2 separate regions of the Homo sapiens genome follow, and region 1 is linked to region 2. A link is a loop called in an ENCODE intact Hi-C map of the cell type or tissue named here. Cell type or tissue: breast epithelium. All regions are shown on one strand. Links, peaks and the distances in the headings refer to the core of each region. The heading gives the core; the rest is flanking DNA. Region 1 has its middle 8.6 kb from the start of C19orf84. Region 2 holds the start of SIGLEC8 (sialic acid binding Ig like lectin 8).

Evidence for each region. A loop is a pair of places that touch in the nucleus more often than their neighbours do. Peaks named below come from ENCODE experiments on the same cell type or tissue, not always from the same donor. Only the 100,000 strongest peaks of a DNase experiment are listed, where the experiment ranks them.
Region 1: it touches region 2 in a loop (20-fold over the local background); 3 of 110 quality-filtered maps call a loop at or near these places.

The regions. Positions count from the first base shown.
Region 1 is chr19:51,394,729-51,403,695 of GRCh38, reverse strand. It overlaps the pseudogene NIFKP6. Among named protein-coding and RNA genes, the nearest start is that of C19orf84, 8.6 kb to the right of the region's middle. RefSeq lists an enhancer at 7,973-8,182. In breast epithelium, for the core only: a CTCF peak has its summit at 5,395; a DNase peak (open chromatin) is centred at 8,157.
Region 2 is chr19:51,457,589-51,466,555 of GRCh38, reverse strand. SIGLEC8 (sialic acid binding Ig like lectin 8) reads left to right here and starts at 8,102. Exons shown (of 7, transcript NM_014442.3): 1 at 8,102-8,622; 2 at 8,817-8,967. The coding sequence starts at 8,169. It also overlaps the pseudogene SIGLEC25P. RefSeq lists an enhancer at 2,591-3,339. In breast epithelium, for the core only: no CTCF peak of the experiment used is centred there; a DNase peak (open chromatin) is centred at 4,690; H3K4me3 peaks cover 468 bases; H3K27me3 peaks cover 4,783 bases.

The DNA.
Region 1 (8,967 bases), core at 484-8,483, 63 kb after region 2:
GTGCTGCCTCCCCCACCCTCCCAGCTGCCACTGATCCTGATGTTCCATCACTTGGACTGTGTATACATACGTATGTTAAAAGAATAGATGCCCGTTTTCTGCCTCATGGGAGCTGGGAGCCCGACGTTTCCAGGAGCACCGCGTGGAGTTAGTGTCGGCCGCTTTTGGCATGGCAGCTTTTTCTGGCCTGGCTGAGATCTCACTGCTTAACCCGCAGGAAGATGTCCAGTTTCAAAAGGAGGTGGCGCAGGTTTGCAAGCACATAACCCAGCAAAAAAAACAAGAACAACCCTACTTAACGAAACCCAGATCTTTTCATATTTCTCCCAGTTTGGCACTGTGACACAGTTCAGACTGTCCAGAAGTAAAATGACTGGAAATGGCAAAGGCTATGCATTTGTGGAGTTTGAGTCTGAGGATGTTGCCAAGATAGTTGCTGAAACAATGAACAACTACCTGTTTGGTGAAAGACTCTTGGAGTGTCATTTTATGCCACCTGGAAAAGTACATAAAGAACTCTTTAAACACTGGAATATTCCATTTAAGCAGCCATCAAATCCATCAGCGAAATGGTATAATCAGAATCGGACACTAACACAAAAGCTACAGATGAGGAGTGATTTAAAAAGAAATAAAGATTACTCAGGAAGAAATTAGCTGGCTGGGCACGGTGGCTCACGCCCGTAATCCCAGCACTTTGGGAGGCCAAGGTGGGTGGATCACCTGAGGTCAGGTATTGGGGAAAAGCTGAGTGTTGGGAAAAAAGCTGAGGCAGGGCTTGCATGTCTGACATAATGTAAAAGAGTCTTGGAACATGTCTGGGGTCCAGGGTCTAAAACCTCTCATGGCCTTTGGAACACCAAGCTCTGTGCTAAAGGGTGGAAGGCTGCCCTGTGGCACCATAATCTAAGCCCAGGGCATAAAACCCCTCGTGGCTTGGATGGAATCCAGGGCTCAGAGCATGGAACCCCTCATGGCCTCTGGAATGTGTCTAGACTTGCCGGCTCCTTGTTTCTAGCATTCCCAGGCTCATAGATCAATTGTATCTTAAACTAGAAGAACATGTTTCCCATTATCTCAAGTAGCAGAAAATGTTCCATATGCTTCAAAGAAAATGCTAAACTGTCACAGCTGTAAATCATGCACTTGATGCAGTGCTTTCTTTCAACCCCCACATCCTCACCACCTGCCTCTTTGTTTGATCACCAATAAACAGTACGGGCTTCCAGAGCTCGGGGCCTTCGCAGCCTCCATACTAGTGTTGGACCCCTGGACCCACCTTATGCACTTTTAACTTGTCTTTTCTCATTCCTTTGACTCTGCCAGACTTTGTAGCCCCCATGGCCTGGTGCTGGGTCTGATCACCCCAGCATTCCTGGCGCCCAACATGGGACAATGAAGATCCCGGTGAAGGAACGCTAGAGGACATGAAAGTGGAGGAAGTATCATCAGAGGACACCCGAGGATGACTGAAAGAAGCTCGGTGGGAAAGCTGAGTGCTCAGAAGAACCAGGGTAACAATCAGACAAAGTGAAAGCGAACATTCTGCTTATCTGAATTTCTTAAGGCATTTATTACAAAAAGGGGCAGTGAAAGTTAGTACTCAAAATTTGTTATCACTCTTTAGTACAGTAAAGCAGTTTTGCCCATGGTTTCCAGAACAAGGGACTATGGAGTTGGATGAATGGGAGAGAACTGGCAGAGATTTTAAAAAGGCGTATAAAGAGGGAGCAAAAATTCCAGTTTCCGTTTGGTCAATGTGGGCACTAATAAAGGCAGCCCTTGAGCCCTTTCAAACAGATGATGAGGGAGATTCAGATGAGGAAGAGGAGGACGAGTGTAAAAAACTAACTTCAGATTCTGAATGCAAGGAGCAAAAAAGAGAAGAGGTTAAAAAAGGGGAAACCGAAAAAAGTATATTTTACTAGCCCATCGGCTCTACCTGCTGAATTAAGTGAATGGCCACCTCCTCCCTTTCCCCTTAATGGGCGAGAAAGTGAATTAGCTATAAAATTTTCTGCTCCTGTAGTTGCAACATTAAAACCTGGAGCAATTGGTGGTGCTATGCAAAATTCTATTCAAAAAGCTAGAGCAAGCCGGGCGCAGTGGCTCACGCCTGTAATCCCAGCACTTTGGGAGGCCGAGGTGGGCGGATCACGAGGTCAGGAGATCAAGACCATCCTGGCTAACACGGTGAAACCCCATCTCTACTAAAGACACACAAAAATTAGCCGGGCGTGGTGGTGTGCGCCTGTAGTCCCAGCTATTCGGGAGGCTGAGGCAGGAGAATCGCTTGAACCCGGGAGGCAGAGGTTGCAATGAGCCGAGATCGCACCACTGGACTGTAGCCTGAGCAACAGAGCGAGACTCTGTTAAAAAAAAAAAAAAAAAAAGCTAGAACTGAGGAAGACCTTGAAGCATGGCAATTTCCAGTTACTATAATCCAGCAAGGAGGACAGAATATAACTAATTGGGCCACTTTTCCTTTTAAGTTATTAAAGGAATTTAAGTAAGCCATTACTCAATATGGACCGAACTTTCCTTTTGTGCAAACTTTGTTAAAAAATGTGGCTCTTGATACTAGGTTAATACCGTATAATTGGGATACTTTACCAAAATCTGTTCTCACTCCGTCTCAGTATTTACAGTTTAAAACTTGGTGGGCTGATGAAGCTCAAACTCAGGCAAGGGAAAACACACAAGCGCAGCCACCTGTGCCTGTTTCCTTTGAACAGTTCATGGGAGTTGGCCCCAACTGGGGTAGATTAGAAAATCAAGCAGTAATGGAGGATGTTGCCATTGTTCAGCTGTGCCCTGCATGCTTACGGGCATGGGAAAGGATAAATGTTACAGCGGAAAAATATCCTTCTTTCAGCTCGTCCGACAGGGACCTAAAGAACCATATATTGATTTTATTGCTTGGCTCCAAGAGGCTGTGTATAAAGCCATAACTGATAAAACAGCTCAGGATGTTGTAATACAGCTTCCTGCATATGAAAATGCTGATGCAGAGTGTCAAACTGCCATCAGACCTATGAGAGGGAAGGCTCATTTGGCTGAATATACTGGGGCTTGCGATGGCATTGGAGATACCTTGCATAGGGCTCCTCTTTTAGCTCAGGCTATGGCTGGATTGAAAGTAGGAAGGAATGTGCCCCGTTTCTCAGGCTCTTGCTTTAATTGTGGGCAATTTGGACACACAAAAAAGGAATGTAGAAAAGGAAAATAAAAAGTCTGGACAAGATATATGGTGGAGGGAAGCACATACAAAGAGCTGAGAAAAAGGAAAGATAATTATATGGGGAAGAGGATTTGCTTGTGTCTCTCCAGGTGACAGTCAGGTGCCTGTGTGGTGCCCACCAAACATCCGAAGATGTATCATCAGTTACAGCATCTAGTGGACCCACCTGTACAGTGCAAATTGAAGGCTTAAGGATTGCTTTTCTGCTATACTGTTGCACAAGAAGGATAAGCCTCGATTTGCTTTTTCTGTGCCTTCTGTTAGAAGGGGCCTGTTTCTCATTATCAGTGGAAAGTTTTACCCCATGGTAATTAACCACAGAGGCAGAAGCTGAGTTACAGCTTGTAGAACAAATGCTTCAGCAATGGCATGCCTCCCGGCTACAGCCACAAAAGTTTTTGCTTCTGTTTCGCTAGATTTACTAACATGGCTTTGAGGGTATGCTTGTGTTTTTGCAGGAGATGAACAAACCGTGCGGATGCCCTCAAGATGTGTACGACCATGGAATGGGAGACTGGAGAGATCCATGGATCCCAACCGTGGACCTGGTTCCCCCAGTACAAGCCATGAGCCAGTTGAGTCTGAATGCGAAGACGGAACGAGGACCGACCGGAGTCATGCTGACATCCACCCCCATAACATGGGGACAGATCAAGAAAAACCACACAGGAAGCTGAAAAACTGCTGGAACACCAAGGTTGTACCTTTTGCTGGGATTCAGAGGTACAATAGATGCTTAACGGACCAATGCTTTCTGACTGAGCTCCTCTCTACCTGAATACAAGAGACCCTAATAGTTAGGCAGGAATATCATCACCCCTATTCAGCATGAAGAAGTTGCAGAAGACGGACCTTCATCCTTCTGCAAGCCTTAGGATTAAGGATCCTCTTGTAAAAGGGAAAGTGGAAATATGTAAGAAGCATTCAAACCAGAACGACTCCATTCTGAATAAGGGCCAATGCATCCTAATGAGGAAGGGATGATAAAATGAATATATCTATAGGATATAAATATCCCCCATATGCCTGGGACCTGTTGTTGGATGCTTACAGATTGACACACAAGCTTGGTTGGCAGTAGTCCCCGGAAAAAATAAATCACAGGCTGCTTTGCATATGATTTGGGGGAGTAGTTTAAAATATAATTATTCCAATCCTAAAACCCTGAAGTTCCATCCTAATAAGCGTGAATGTGAGCGAAGCAAAGTTTGGTTTGAAGGTGTGGATGCTTGAACTTGGGAAGATTGTATAGCAAGTAAGGCTGAGGTGCTACAAAATAATTCCTATGGAATCACCATTGATTAGTCCCCTAAGGGGATCTTTAAGGAAAATTGCACCGGAAGGCCTTCTTGTAGAACAAATGTAGTAAACCAGAGGAATCGCTGGCAAAGGAATCATACACAGTATGTTCGGACGGAAGCTAATGCCCCTATCATATAGAGTCCTGCTGGCATTGTTGCCCCTAGTCCAAAAATGATATCTCCTGCCATAAGACAGGAACATTCTGAATTATGGAAATTAGCTATGGCTGAAAGTTCAATCAAAAGTTGGGAGGGTACATATAAAAGGTATAGAGGGGAGGGAGGTAAAAATAAATATGCTCTCTCTTTTCTTTCCAACAGGACCTTTTGGATTCAAAGCTGTGTTCGGCCATCTTTTATGCTAGCAACAGGAAATGTTACCAACTTTTAATAAAAATCAGACTATCCTGATAATTAAAGCCAGAGAAGGAGTTTGGATCCCTATGTGTCTCTAAATAGACCATGGGAGGCATCATCATCCATTCGTATTGTAACTAAATCCTTAAAAAACTCTTATCCCAAAGATTTATAGTTGCTCTTTTCTTTGCTATAATTGGCCTCATTGCTGTTACTACTACCGCTGCAATAGCCGGTGTGGCTGTACATTCATCTGTGAAAACTGCTGAATTTGTCAATAAGTGGCAAAAGAATTCCACAAAATTATGGAACTCCCAAGCTCAAATAGATAAAAAAAAAATAGTTAACCAAATTAATGATCTCCGTCAGACAGAGATTTGGATGGGAGATCGTATTATGAATTTAGAAAGTAGAATTCAAATGCAATGTGACTGGAATACATCTGACTTTTGTGTTACTCCTCAGTTACAATGAGACAGAACACTGATGGAAGAAGGTTAAACGCCATCTAGAGGGTAGAGAGGAAAATCTCACCCTCTAAATTGTAAAACTAAAAGAGCAGGATTTTGAAGCCTCTCAGACTCACTTAGCCCTGCTCCCTGGAACTGATAATTTGAACAAGACAGCCAATGGGTTGTCTGCAATCAATCCTCTTAAACGGATTAAGGCCATTGAAAACTCTACACTTGGAAATCCTGTTCTAATAATTATGTGCTTGTGCTGTCTCCTTTTAGTCTGCAGATGCGGAAGCCACCTCTGGAGAGAAAGCCACCATCGAGAACAAGCAATGATAGCTGTGGTGGTTTTACAAAAAAGAAAAGGGGGTCATGTTGGAGAAAAGCTAAGTAGTGAGAAAAAAGCTGAGGCAGGGCTTGCTAGTCTGACATAATATAAAGAGTCTTGGAACATGCCGGGGTCCAGGGTCTAAAAGCCCTTGTGGTCTTTGGAACACCAAGCTCTGTGCTAAAGGGTGGAAGGCTGCCCTGCGGCACCGTAATCTAAGCCCAGGGCATAAAACCCCTCATGGCTTGGATGGAATCCAGGGCTCAGAGCATGAAACCCCTCGTGGCCTCTGGAATGTGTCTAGACTTGCCGGCTCCTTGCTTCTAGCATTCCCAGGCTCATAGATCAAGTGTATCTTAAACTAGAAGAACATGTTTCCCATTATCTCAAGTAGCAGAACATGTTCCATATGCGTCAAAGAAAATGCTAAACTGTCACAGCTGTAAATCATGCGCTTGATGCACCACTTTCTTTCAACCCCCACATCCTCACTACCTGCTTCTTTGTTTGATCACCAATAAACAGTGCGGGCTTCCAGAGCTTGCGGCCTTCGCAGCCTCCATACTAGCATTGGTCCCCTGGACCCATCTTATGCACTCTTGTCTTTTCTCATTCCTTTGACTCCGCCGGACTTCATAGCCCCCACAGTCTAGTGTTGGGTCTGATCACCCCAACAGTCAGGAGTTCGAGACCAGCCTGGCCAACATGGTGAAACCCCATCTCTACTAAAAATACATAAATTAGCCAGCCATGGTGGCAGGCACCTGTAATCCCAGCTACTTGGAAGACTGAGGCAGGATAACTGTTTGAACCTGGGAGGTAGAGGTTGCAGTAAGCCGAGATTGGGCCACTGCACTCCAGCCTAGGCGATAGATCAAGACTCAATCTCAAAAAAAAAAAAAAAAAAAAAGGAATTGATTATGATTTTCCTTCTTCCTTCTTTGATTTTCCAGAAAACAGAAAGTATTTCAAAAACTAATTGTCAGACGTCTACAAAAGGCCATCTTTTACATAAGAAGAAGAAAAAGGTTTTAGGCACTCTTGACACTCCTGAGAAGACTGTGGATATCCAGGGCCTCACACCAGTTTGTACACCAACATTTTTGGAGAGACGAAAATCTGAAATGGCTGAAATGAATGACGATGATGAAGCTAATGAAATAGTTTTCAAACAGCCCATATCCTATGTAAAATAAGAAACACAAGAGACTCAAACACCTACACATTCACGGAAAAAAAGAAGCAAAAGCAATCAGTGATTTTCAGTGTATTACATATAATATTTCTTCTGGAAAATATAATATTTTTATGAGAGTGGACTTTGTGTTTTACTAGGTACAATGAAATGCAACCCTTGACAAGACTTTCAGAGGTAAAATGCACTGTTTGGTCAAGTTAAGGAAAGCAATCTGTAATTTTGGATTGCCTGCCTTTGGCTGAAATACAAGGGTGCATACCAGCTTGCAGTGGCTTGACTGACATTGCCTCTTTGTCCTGGCCTCTAGTTTTCTTTTGATATTTCACAGCTCTCCTTAGTTACTCTACCTAGATGGAAAGTTGACCACTAACTGCAGGTTTAAGTACTAAACTGCAGCCTTTTTCTATCACCAGCAGTTAAAGACCACCAATCTGGTTTGTCCATCTACATGGTTTGTCAGGGACATTTAACTCATGAGAGTGCTTTAGATTTCAACATCAGATGGTTGAAGCTGGAAGGCAAATTATATGTAGTGTGAGAAGGCAGTTCCAGTTTTTTGTTTTGTTTTGTTTTGAGATGGAGTCTTGCTCTGTCCCCCTGGCTGGAGTGCAATGGCGCGATCTCAGCTCACTGCAACCTCCGCCTCTTGGGTTCAAGTGATTATCCTGCCTCAGCCTCCCCAGTAGCTGATTTTTAGTAGAGACGGGGTTTCACCATGTTGGTGAGGCTGGTCTCGAACTCCTGACCTCGTGATCCACCCACCTTGGCCTTCCAAAGTGCTGGGATTACAGGCGTGAGCCACCGCGCCTGGCCCAGCAGTTCCAGTTTTAGCACAGATTTGCTTATGTATTAGTTCAAATCTTAATAGAGATTCAAAAACGACTTCTTTTTTTTTTTTTACCAATTTGTTAAATTAGTTTTCGTTGGGCTAGCATGGATTCATAACCACCATTTTATACTAGTATCACCAGTGAGGAATTGTATTTCAAGGATCAAACAATAACCAGCAAATAAACTTTTTTCTACAAAAAAAAAAAAAAAAAAAGCATAGATGCCCACGTGCCATGGGGCTTAATGAGAACAAGCTCCATGCCGAGCCCTTTACGTACACTGCCATGTTCGAATGTCATAGCAACTCTGAGACAAGTGTTCTTGGCCAGCTCCCGAGTGAAACTGAAGCTCAGAGAGGCTAAGCAAATTACCCAAGGTGACTCAGCTTTTCAGGGGCAGAGCAGTATGTGACATCAGTCAAGCATGTCAGTTGGACTCCACGCCCATGATCTCAACACCTTCCTGTACTTCCTCTCATTGTGGCAATGAACAGCTAGGGCTTAGGCCGGGCGCTGTGGTTCACGCCTGTAATCCCAGCAATTTGGGAGGCCAAGGCGGGTGGATCACTTGAGGTCAGGAGTTTGAGACCAGCCTGGCCAACGTGGTGAAACCCCGTCTCTACTGAAAATACAATAATTAGCCAGTCCTGGTGGCAGGCACCTGTAATCCCAGCTACTCGGGAGGCTGAGGCAGGAGGCTCGCTTGAACTCGGGAGGCGGAGGTTGCAGTGAGCCGAGATCGCATCACTGCACTCCAGCCTGGGCGACAGAGCGAGACTCAGTTTCAAAAAAAAAAAAACACACAACAACAAAGGTGACACCCGAACCTTGACGCCTCGACAATAACAACAACAAAGGTGATCCCCGAACCTTGACACCTCGACAGGGCTGAGAGGGGAGAAGCTGGGTGAGGGCCTCTAAATCTGGGGAGATTTCAAGGAAGGGAGGCAAAGATGACCTCCTGGACCTAAAAGAGGAGAAAGGACATGAGGGTAGGAGAGGCACTGAGAGGCCCCCCTTGCCCTTGGAAGGGTCCCAAGTAGATGGGGTGGAATGAATGGGAAAGAGCAGGGACCCCAGAATCTCCAGGGACGGAAGGGGGTTCGGGGAGGAGGGGGATTTTAGGAAATCTGTAAGCCCCTACGAAATGGGGAGACCCCGAAGGTCGAATCTTGGAACTTTGAAGGTCTAAAGCCGGTAGGGATAGGGAGTGGAGAGTGAAAGGAAGGGTCTGGTTCTAAGCGGTGGATGGGGCAA
Region 2 (8,967 bases), core at 379-8,378:
TGATTATGGTACATTATCTTTTTGGTGTTTTGCTGGATTTGGTTTGTTAGTATTTTTTTGGAGATTTCTATGTCTATATTTATCAGGGTTATTTGCCCGTAGTTTTTCTTTTGTGTTGTGTCCTTGTCTATTTTTGGTATCAGGATTATGCTGGCCTCACAGAAGGATATAGGACAAGTTCCCTCTGCTTCAATTTTTCTTGAACATTTTGAGAAGAATTTATGTTAATTCTTTAAATGTTCACTAGAAATCAGCAGGGAAGCCATCTAGTCCTGTTCTTTCTTTGTTGGGAGGTTTATTACTGATTCAATCTTGTTGCATGTCATTGATATGTTCAGGTTTTCTGTTTCTTCCTGTTTCAATCTTAGCAGATTCTATATGTCGAGGAATTTATCAGTTTCTTCTAGGTCTTCAAATTTATTGGCATATAGTTCATATATTCTTTCATGATCTTTTGTATTTCTGTGGTATCCGTTGTGACATCTTTTTCATTTCTGATTTTATTTATTTTCGTCTTCCCTCTTTTTTTCCTAGTTACTCTAGCTGATGGCTTGTTGGTTTTGTTTACCTTTTAAAAAATCCAACTTCGTGTTTTGTTGATCTTTTGTATTATTTTGTCTCAATTTGATTTGTGCTCTGTTCTTTATTATTTCTTTCTTTCTTTTCTTTTTTTTTTTTTTTGTGAGACAGAGTTTTGCTCTTGTTGCCCAGGCTAAAGTGTCATGGTGCAATCTTGGCTCACCGCAACCTCTGCCTCCTGGGTTTAAGCAATTCTCCTGCCTCAGTCTCCCGAGTAGTTGGGATTACAGGTATGCGCCACCACACCCAGCTAATTCTGTATTTTTAGTAGAGGTGGGGTTTCTCCAAGTTGGTCAGGCTGGTCTCAAACTCCCGACCTCAGGTGATCTACCCTCCTCAGCCTCCCAAAGTGCTGGGATTACAGGCATGAGCCACCGCGCCCGGCCCTATTATTTCTTTTTTTCTACTAATTTTGGGTTTGCTTTGTTCTTGCTTTTCTAGTTTCTTGAGATGCATTGTTGTTTATTTGAAATCTTTCTAGTCTTTCCTGTAAACATTTATTGCTATAAACTTACCTCTTAATACTTAATTTTCTCTGTCCTATAGTTTTTGGCATGTTGTGTTTCTATTTTAATTTGTTCAATGAATTTTTAAATTTCAATTTTAGCTTTGTTCTTCACTCATTGGTTGTTCAGAAGCATGTCGTTTAATTTTAATATATTTGTGTAGTTTCTAATGTTCCTCTTGTTACTGGTTTTGAGTTGTTTTCAACTATAGTCAGGTAAGATACTTGACATTTTGATAAACGATGCTCTGTTATTGGGTGCATATACATTTAACGTATACACGTCTTTAACAAACTGATAGAAGCCAGATACATAAATATTGTGTGAGTCAATTTATATGAAGCTCCAGAATAGAAAAAACTAATAGATAGTGATGAGAATCACGTAAGTGATGGCTGCAAGTGAAACACTGACTGGGATAGAAAATAAGAAAGCGCCAGGCGCGGTGGCTCACGCCTGTAATCCCACCACTTTGGGAGGCCGAGGCGGGTGGATCACGAGGTCAGGAGATCGAGACCATCCTGGCTAACAAGGTGAAACCCCGTCTCTACTAAAAAATACAAAAATTAGCCAGGCGTGGTGGCGGGCGCCTGTAGTCCCAGCTACTCGGGAGGCTGAGGCAGGAGAATGGCGTGAACCCGGGAGGCAGAGCTGGCAGTGAGCCGAGATCGCGCCACTGCACTCCAGCCTGGGCGACAGAGCGAGACTCCGTCTCAAAAAAAAAAAAAAAAAAAAAAAGAAAAGAAAGAAAATAAGAAAGCTTGGAGGGATGAAAAAAAGATTCCCTATCTTGATTGAGGACATAGTTACAGGGTGTTTACATTTGCCAAAACTAATTTAACTGTATGCTTACAATGTGTGCTTTTTATTATACGTAAGGTATGTCTTCATAAAGTTTATATGAAGTTAACGCTGTAGTAGATGGGAAAAATGCAATATAATCGTGATGAAGAGTAATGACTTTGGGTTGATATGGGCCCTTTCTCTCTCTGTCTCTCTTTTTCTCGATGAAATCGGCTTTATTTTCTCACACTTTACCCACTGCACACTTTCGAAACACTTCTTGCTACTCAACAATATTTTTGTGGCCGCCGCACTAGGATACAGGCGCACTGCGGGCAGAATTTTGGCCGTTTTTTTCTCGCCGCTGTTTCCCCCACGGCCTTTGGCTGCGCCCTGCTCGCTGCTCTGGGATGAACTTGCCTTTCAGGCAGCCCTGCCCATCTCTCACCTCCCAGCTCACCTGTCCCACCTGCCCGCGGATCCTCACCCTCTCCGCTGGGCTCCCACAGCCCCGTCCTCCCCGCTGGCTCAGCCCGGACCCCGCCAGGCTGTGCCCGCCTCTGTCTCCCCTGCCCGTGGCCGGTGCCCCTCCAGGCTCCGCCTCGCCCAGCCCAGACGCCCAGGCGGCTCCGCCCCATAGATGGGAGGCAACTGCCCAGGGTGCAGGGGCAGCGAGGGGCTGCGGCTGAGAGCCCTGCCCGGTCCTGGGGAGGGAGGGAGAGTGTGGGTGGAGGGGGCAGCCCTGCAGATGTCAGAGACAGGGCGGCAGCAGCACAGGTTTCCTCTGGTGAGGAGCCCTTCCCTTCCCTTTTCTCCTTCCATCCTCTGAGCATCCCATGTTACAGGCTGTCCCAGACCCCTGTGGGACTCTGCATCCACCGCGGTCCACACCGGGCTGTGCTCACAGGAACACATCGAATCCTCTCGACCACTCCATGGACTCTCTTGCCAGGGCCGCCTTGAGAAAGGAACACAGACCGAGTGGCTTCACCAACGCCTTTGTTTTCCCACCCTTCTGGAGGCTGGAAGTCTGAGACCAAGCTGTGGTCAGCGTTGCTTCCTTCTGAGGCCTCTCGGTGGCTTGCGGGTGGCATCTTCTCCCTGTGTCCCACGTGGTCTTTCTCCCGAGTATGTCGCTGTCCTAATCACACCTTTTTTTTTTTTTTTTTTTTTTTTTTGAGACAGAGCCTCACTCTGTCGCCCAGGCTGGAGTGCAGTGGCACCATTTTGGCTCACGGCAGCCACCGTCTCCCGGGTTCAAGCAATTCTTCCGCCTCAGCATCTGGAGTAGCTGGGATTACAGGCACATGCCACCACGTCTGGATAATTTTTGTATTTTTAGTAGAGACGGGGTTTCACCATGCTGGTCAAGCTGGTCTCCAACTCCTGACCTCAAGTCATCTGCCCGTGTCGGTCTCCGGAAGTGCTGGGATTACAGGCCTGAGCCACCACACTCCACCCCTAATCACCCCTTCTAATAAAGACACAGCTCATGTAGGATGAGAGCTAACAACTTCATTTTAACTTAGTCACCTTTTTATAAGTCCTCGTCTCCAAATATGGTCACTTTCTGAGGTGCTGGGGGTTAGGACTTCAGCATAGGAATTTGTAGGGGACACAGTTCATCCCTGACACCCCGTAAGTGTTGACATCCGACGATGCACAGTGCAGGTAAGCCCCCTCCCAAGACAGCACCGTGGGTTTTACAGAGCCCAGCTCAAGCCAGCAGCCATCCAGCTACAGAGCCTGTACCCCTGAACTCTCTCTGTGAGGCCTCAGCTGAGGAAGCCCCAGAGCAGTGTGGACCACCAGGAGCTCCTTACTGAGGGCAGGACTCCGAGTGACCCCTGAGAATGGTTAGGGCCAGACACGTGGATGCTTCGGGCCTGCCCAGGGACACAGAGCATGTTGGCCATGCCTGAGTCTGCAGAGAACGTCGCCTCCTCGAGCTGGGTTCTCCCTCAGGCTGAGGGGTGGGTGCTGTGATCCCTCCAGGGGACAGATGAGGAGACTGAGACTTGGAGGGAGAGGGCCCAGGACCCTCACACTCCAGAGCCAGGGCCTCCCCTAGCATCTTGGGCTCAGCCTTGCTCCCCATGCTGGGCTCACAGGGCCTCGGCTGTGCAGTCACCACCAGGCATGCTGGGCAGGGGGCACTGAGAAGGTTAGGAAGGCTGGGGACCACCTGTGGGGCCGCATGCTCACAGCACCTCAGAGTCCTGGTCCCGTCCACTCTGCCCGAGTATACCTGAGACCGCACCTTCTAGCTGCACAGGGCCCTCGGGGTTCCACAAGCCCTGCCTGTGTTTCAAGCATCACAGCCCTTACTAACAGGAGCTGGGGTGGCCCAGGGCTCCTCTGCCCCCTCGTTCATTAGGGAACTTCCCAAGGAAGGAGACAGAGTCTGTCACACTCTCCCCTTTGCCTCCATCCCCCTGAAAGGAGGAGATGCTCCTGATGTGGTGATTGTGCTCATTCATTAAACATCACCTCTCCCGCCTCGGGGGACCCCTCCCCATCTCTCATGCCTCGTGGTTCCTCCGCCAGCCCCTCCTGAGTCCCAGCTCTGGCAGGACTGACCCTCCCGAGCACCTAGAAGCTGTAATGGACAGGCAGTGCCTGCTTCCCTGGTGTGGACAGTGCTGTGGGAGGGAAAGGCTGTGGGCAGAGAGCCTGCAGCTGTGGGTCGGGGCCTCCCTGCTGTGTGTGGCCCACACTGAAGACCCATCCGGAGAGTAGAAATGGCCACTCCCCAGGAGCCCTGACAGCTCTGGCAGTGTCGGGGCCAAGGTCCTCTTTTGTGGTCAGTTATTTTTCTGATCTTACCCCCAGGCTTCCTGTGGGGCCCTTCTAGGGCCCTGCGACACCAAGGCTCACCCTAAAGAAGCTCACGCTGCAATAGCTGCTGCCCCTGCTGTGGGCAGGAGAATGGGCCTCAGGGAGAGGAACCATGGGGCTGGGCTGGGCTGACCCTCATTTCCCCACAGGGGATCTGGCTCAGGATATGAGATCCCGGCAGGAAGCCCCAGAGTTGGTGCAGGTGCAGGAGGGTTTCTGTGACTACGCACTGCTCCATCTTCCACCCCTGTGGGTACCTGTCTGACTCCAGCCCTGTCCAAGGCTACTGTCCCAGAAAGGGGACATTTCCATCAGGATCCTCAAGTGGCTGGAAGCAATCTAGTTGGAAAAGAGCAGGAGGAGACCCAGAGCCAATTCCACCTGCTTCAGACCCCAGGCCAGCACCTGCTTTCTGGACGTCAGAGACACACAGAGGCGAGATGCAGGGACAGACCTCTTTAGGGAGAAAAGGGAGATCTATGTGAATGTAATTACAGAAATGCTCTATGTGCATGTGAAGGGTAAGGAATGAGGTTATGAAAGGACACACGAATGGGGGTTCCCAGGGCAGTGAAGCTGACACATCAAATTAACTGTCACACTGCCCAAGGAGGCAGTGCTCAGCTCATACACAGAAACACACAGGTACACACAGACACTCCCTCTCCCTCACACACAGGGTCTCTCTCTCTCTGTCTCTCTCTCTCTCTCAATCACACACACACACACACACACACACACACACACACACACACCCAAGCATTGGGCATTCTGGGTACTGAGATGCGCTGTGTCCTTCCCTTTGCCCTGGGAAGCTGGGTCTCCCCTGAAAAGGTGAATGGCGCTAGTTGTCAGGTCAAAGAGACCCTGGGACATCGTCTTAGGATGAGAGAACTATTTGGGATGCCATTTTATGGATCCCTTGCCTGTCACTGTATGTGTCTCTCTGGGCCACCTGTGTCCATGTGGGTCACCAATCCCCATGTCAGGATTCAATGATTCTCTGCTCCCTAAGGCATAGCCCGTGGTGTCCCACACGCCCTCCTTGCCGTCCAGCAGGTGAACAAGTGAGCGGCTATCGTGTCTCCCTATGAGATGGGCCAGTGGTCAGCGTCAATATGTGAGAGCTGCAACAGCTCCTGCCCCTACACGGACCCCTCAGGGCTGCTGCTCCAACTTCCCCCTTCCCTTGTGGTGAACTTTGTCCAGGAAGCAAACAGGGAAGGGGATTCTGGGAATTGTAGTTCCAGCCTGGCTAAGTTGCTGGAGAGCAAGGCCTGCACAGGAGTCTTCACTGAAGGCTTCAATTACCACTTGGGGACCATGGAAAAGACCTGTGCCATGGCTCGGCCCTTCTGACTATTGAGATACTGCAGCTGTCTCTACTGGGCAAGGATAGGAGGCCCAGGAGGGGGAAATGGCTGCAGAATGAGATACCAGCTACAAATGCAAGCATTGGTGATGGGGGTGGGAGTCGGCTATGCACACCCAAGCCCTGCACCTTCCCTTCTCAATTATCACAGCCGAATGATCTACTCCAGGTTATAAGTAATGAGGGGAAGATAGGAGACGGGCAGATCCATGAAGCTGAGTGGAAGAAAGTAGAGTTTGATTTTCTGTGTATACAAAGTCTTCAGAAAAACGTGCAAAAGCTTAGTAAATGCAGCCTGCTCAGATAATAAAACTATATAGAAAAGCATTGAGGCAATTTGCACCAAAGTGAGGCTAGGGGATCGTTTGGGAGGGAGTGGGGTGTGGCCAATAAGAAGGAGAAACAAATGAGCAGCGCTGGGGACTTTGTCAATGTGCCATTTCTAGGAGGGGGCTCGTTGTATGTAAATCACTGAGGTCTTCTTTGGGGGTTGTTTTTATCTATATTTCTTATATTTACCCCCCAAAAAATGTTTCAAGAAAATTGACCTGAGTCTAAGGAGGCTCCGCCTCCCAGGATCCCCCTTAACTTCTTCCCAGCCCCCAGCCACACAGTTTAAAATAATCTGTTGAGGCCAGGCACGGTGGCTCACACCTGTAATCCCAGCACTTTGGGAGGCTGAGGTGGGTGGATCATGAGGTCAGGAGATCCAGACCATCCTGGTCGACATGGTGAAACCCCGGCTCTACTAAAAATACAAAAATTAGCTGGATGTGGTGGCGTATGCCTGTAATCCTAGCTACTTGGGAGGCTGAGGCAGGAGAATCGCTTGAACCAGGGAGTCAGAGGTTGCAGTGAGCCGGGATCGCGCCACTGCACTCCAGCCTGGCGACAGAGAGAGACTCCGTCTCAAATAATAATAATAATAATAATAATAATAATCATCATCATCATCATCATCATCATCATCATCTGTTGAATTCAGGTGCACATTTCTTCTCTCAAGAAATCCTGCCCATCGCTGAAGGTGCACACCCCAGGGCTGGTGTCCTCGTTCCATGACACCTGTTCACCTGGACCCCTGGAAGCAGAGCCTGCAGGAGCAAAGCCCCAGGGCTGACAGACCCCGCCTGCTGTGCAGTAACCAGGGGAAGTGTGGCTGAGTAAGATACGGGTGGTGAAGAAACCCATTCTGATACCCAGATAGCTGCAACAAAGGGAGAAGTGTGTGCCCTTTTCAAATTGACCCTTTCCCTTCTGACATTTCTCCCTTCCAAACCCCACAGTACAACAGTTACAGCCTCAGTTTCCCAGGCCTCCTGCGAGCCAGGCTTCCCCCCGCCCCCCGTCCTTCGTGTGTATCAACATGCAGAATCCTCACCTCCACAGCCCCGTGTCCCTCTGCTCAGGCCTCCTGAGACTGAACCCCTGACCTAGGGGAGAACGACCCCACCTTGCCTGTGCCCCCCACTGAAGCTCCCGTCCTGGGGAGCTCAGACGTCAGGAGCCTCCGTGTCTCCCCTCTGCACAGTGACTCCTTGAGGACAGTGTCTGGCTCTGCTCTGTTGACCTCGTTGTGTAAAGAGGAGGTGCCCACTTCGTTGCTGCTGAGAGAGGGAGGAGAGGCTGCCTGCTCACCTCACCTGCACCCCAGTCTCTCATGGCCCTGAGTTCCACCTTTGGCTGGTATGACCTCCACAAACAGTGACAGCCCCGGGGGTGATTCAGGGGTCTGGCCAGATGGGACCCAATTTCACCTTGCAGAAAATGTTACCCAAATGGAAGGGCAAGTCCGGGAAGCAAGAAAGAGGTTGGGCCCTGCATAGGGTGGGAATCTGGATGAGTTTCTCACCCTCTCTGGCCTCAGGGTTCCCAGGAGTGGAAATGGGGTGGTGGACAGTGGATCTCCCAGGACTGACCCGGCCCTGACAGTGTCTGTGTGTGAAGTTCCTCCTCTGAGGAGGTCACTTTTCTGACTTCACCCCCAACCTCCTGCGGGACCTCCCCTAAGTCTTGAGACCTCAGTTTCTGAGAGAAGAACCCTGAGGAACAGACGTTCCCTGGCGGCCCTGGCGCCTTCAAACCCAGACATGCTGCTGCTGCTGCTGCTGCTGCCCCTGCTCTGGGGGACAAAGGGGATGGAGGGAGACAGACAATATGGGGATGGTTACTTGCTGCAAGTGCAGGAGCTGGTGACGGTGCAGGAGGGCCTGTGTGTCCATGTGCCCTGCTCCTTCTCCTACCCCCAGGATGGCTGGACTGACTCTGACCCAGTTCATGGCTACTGGTTCCGGGCAGGAGACAGACCATACCAAGACGCTCCAGTGGCCACAAACAACCCAGACAGAGAAGTGCAGGCAGAGACCCAGGGCCGATTCCAACTCCTTGGGGACATTTGGAGCAACGACTGCTCCCTGAGCATCAGAGACGCCAGGAAGAGGGATAAGGGGTCATATTTCTTTCGGCTAGAGAGAGGAAGCATGAAATGGAGTTACAAATCACAGTTGAATTACAAAACTAAGCAGCTGTCTGTGTTTGTGACAGGTAAGGCACGGGCTCCAGCACAGGCCACAGGGGAAGGTCATGAGGGGCTGAAAGGCAGGGCTGGGATGGGGCCTGGGAGGGGGTTGGGATTGAAATAAGTCGGTCTCCGGGGAGGAGCTGGACCAGAGCTTGAGCTTCCTCCAGGGCTGCACCTGAAATACCTCCTCCTGATCCTGTGTCCCCATCTTCACCAGCCCTGACCCATAGGCCTGACATCCTCATCCTAGGGACCCTAGAGTCTGGCCACTCCAGGAACCTGACCTGCTCTGTGCCCTGGGCCTGTAAGCAGGGGACACCCCCCATGATCTCCTGGATTGGGGCCTCCGTGTCCTCCCCGGGCCCCAC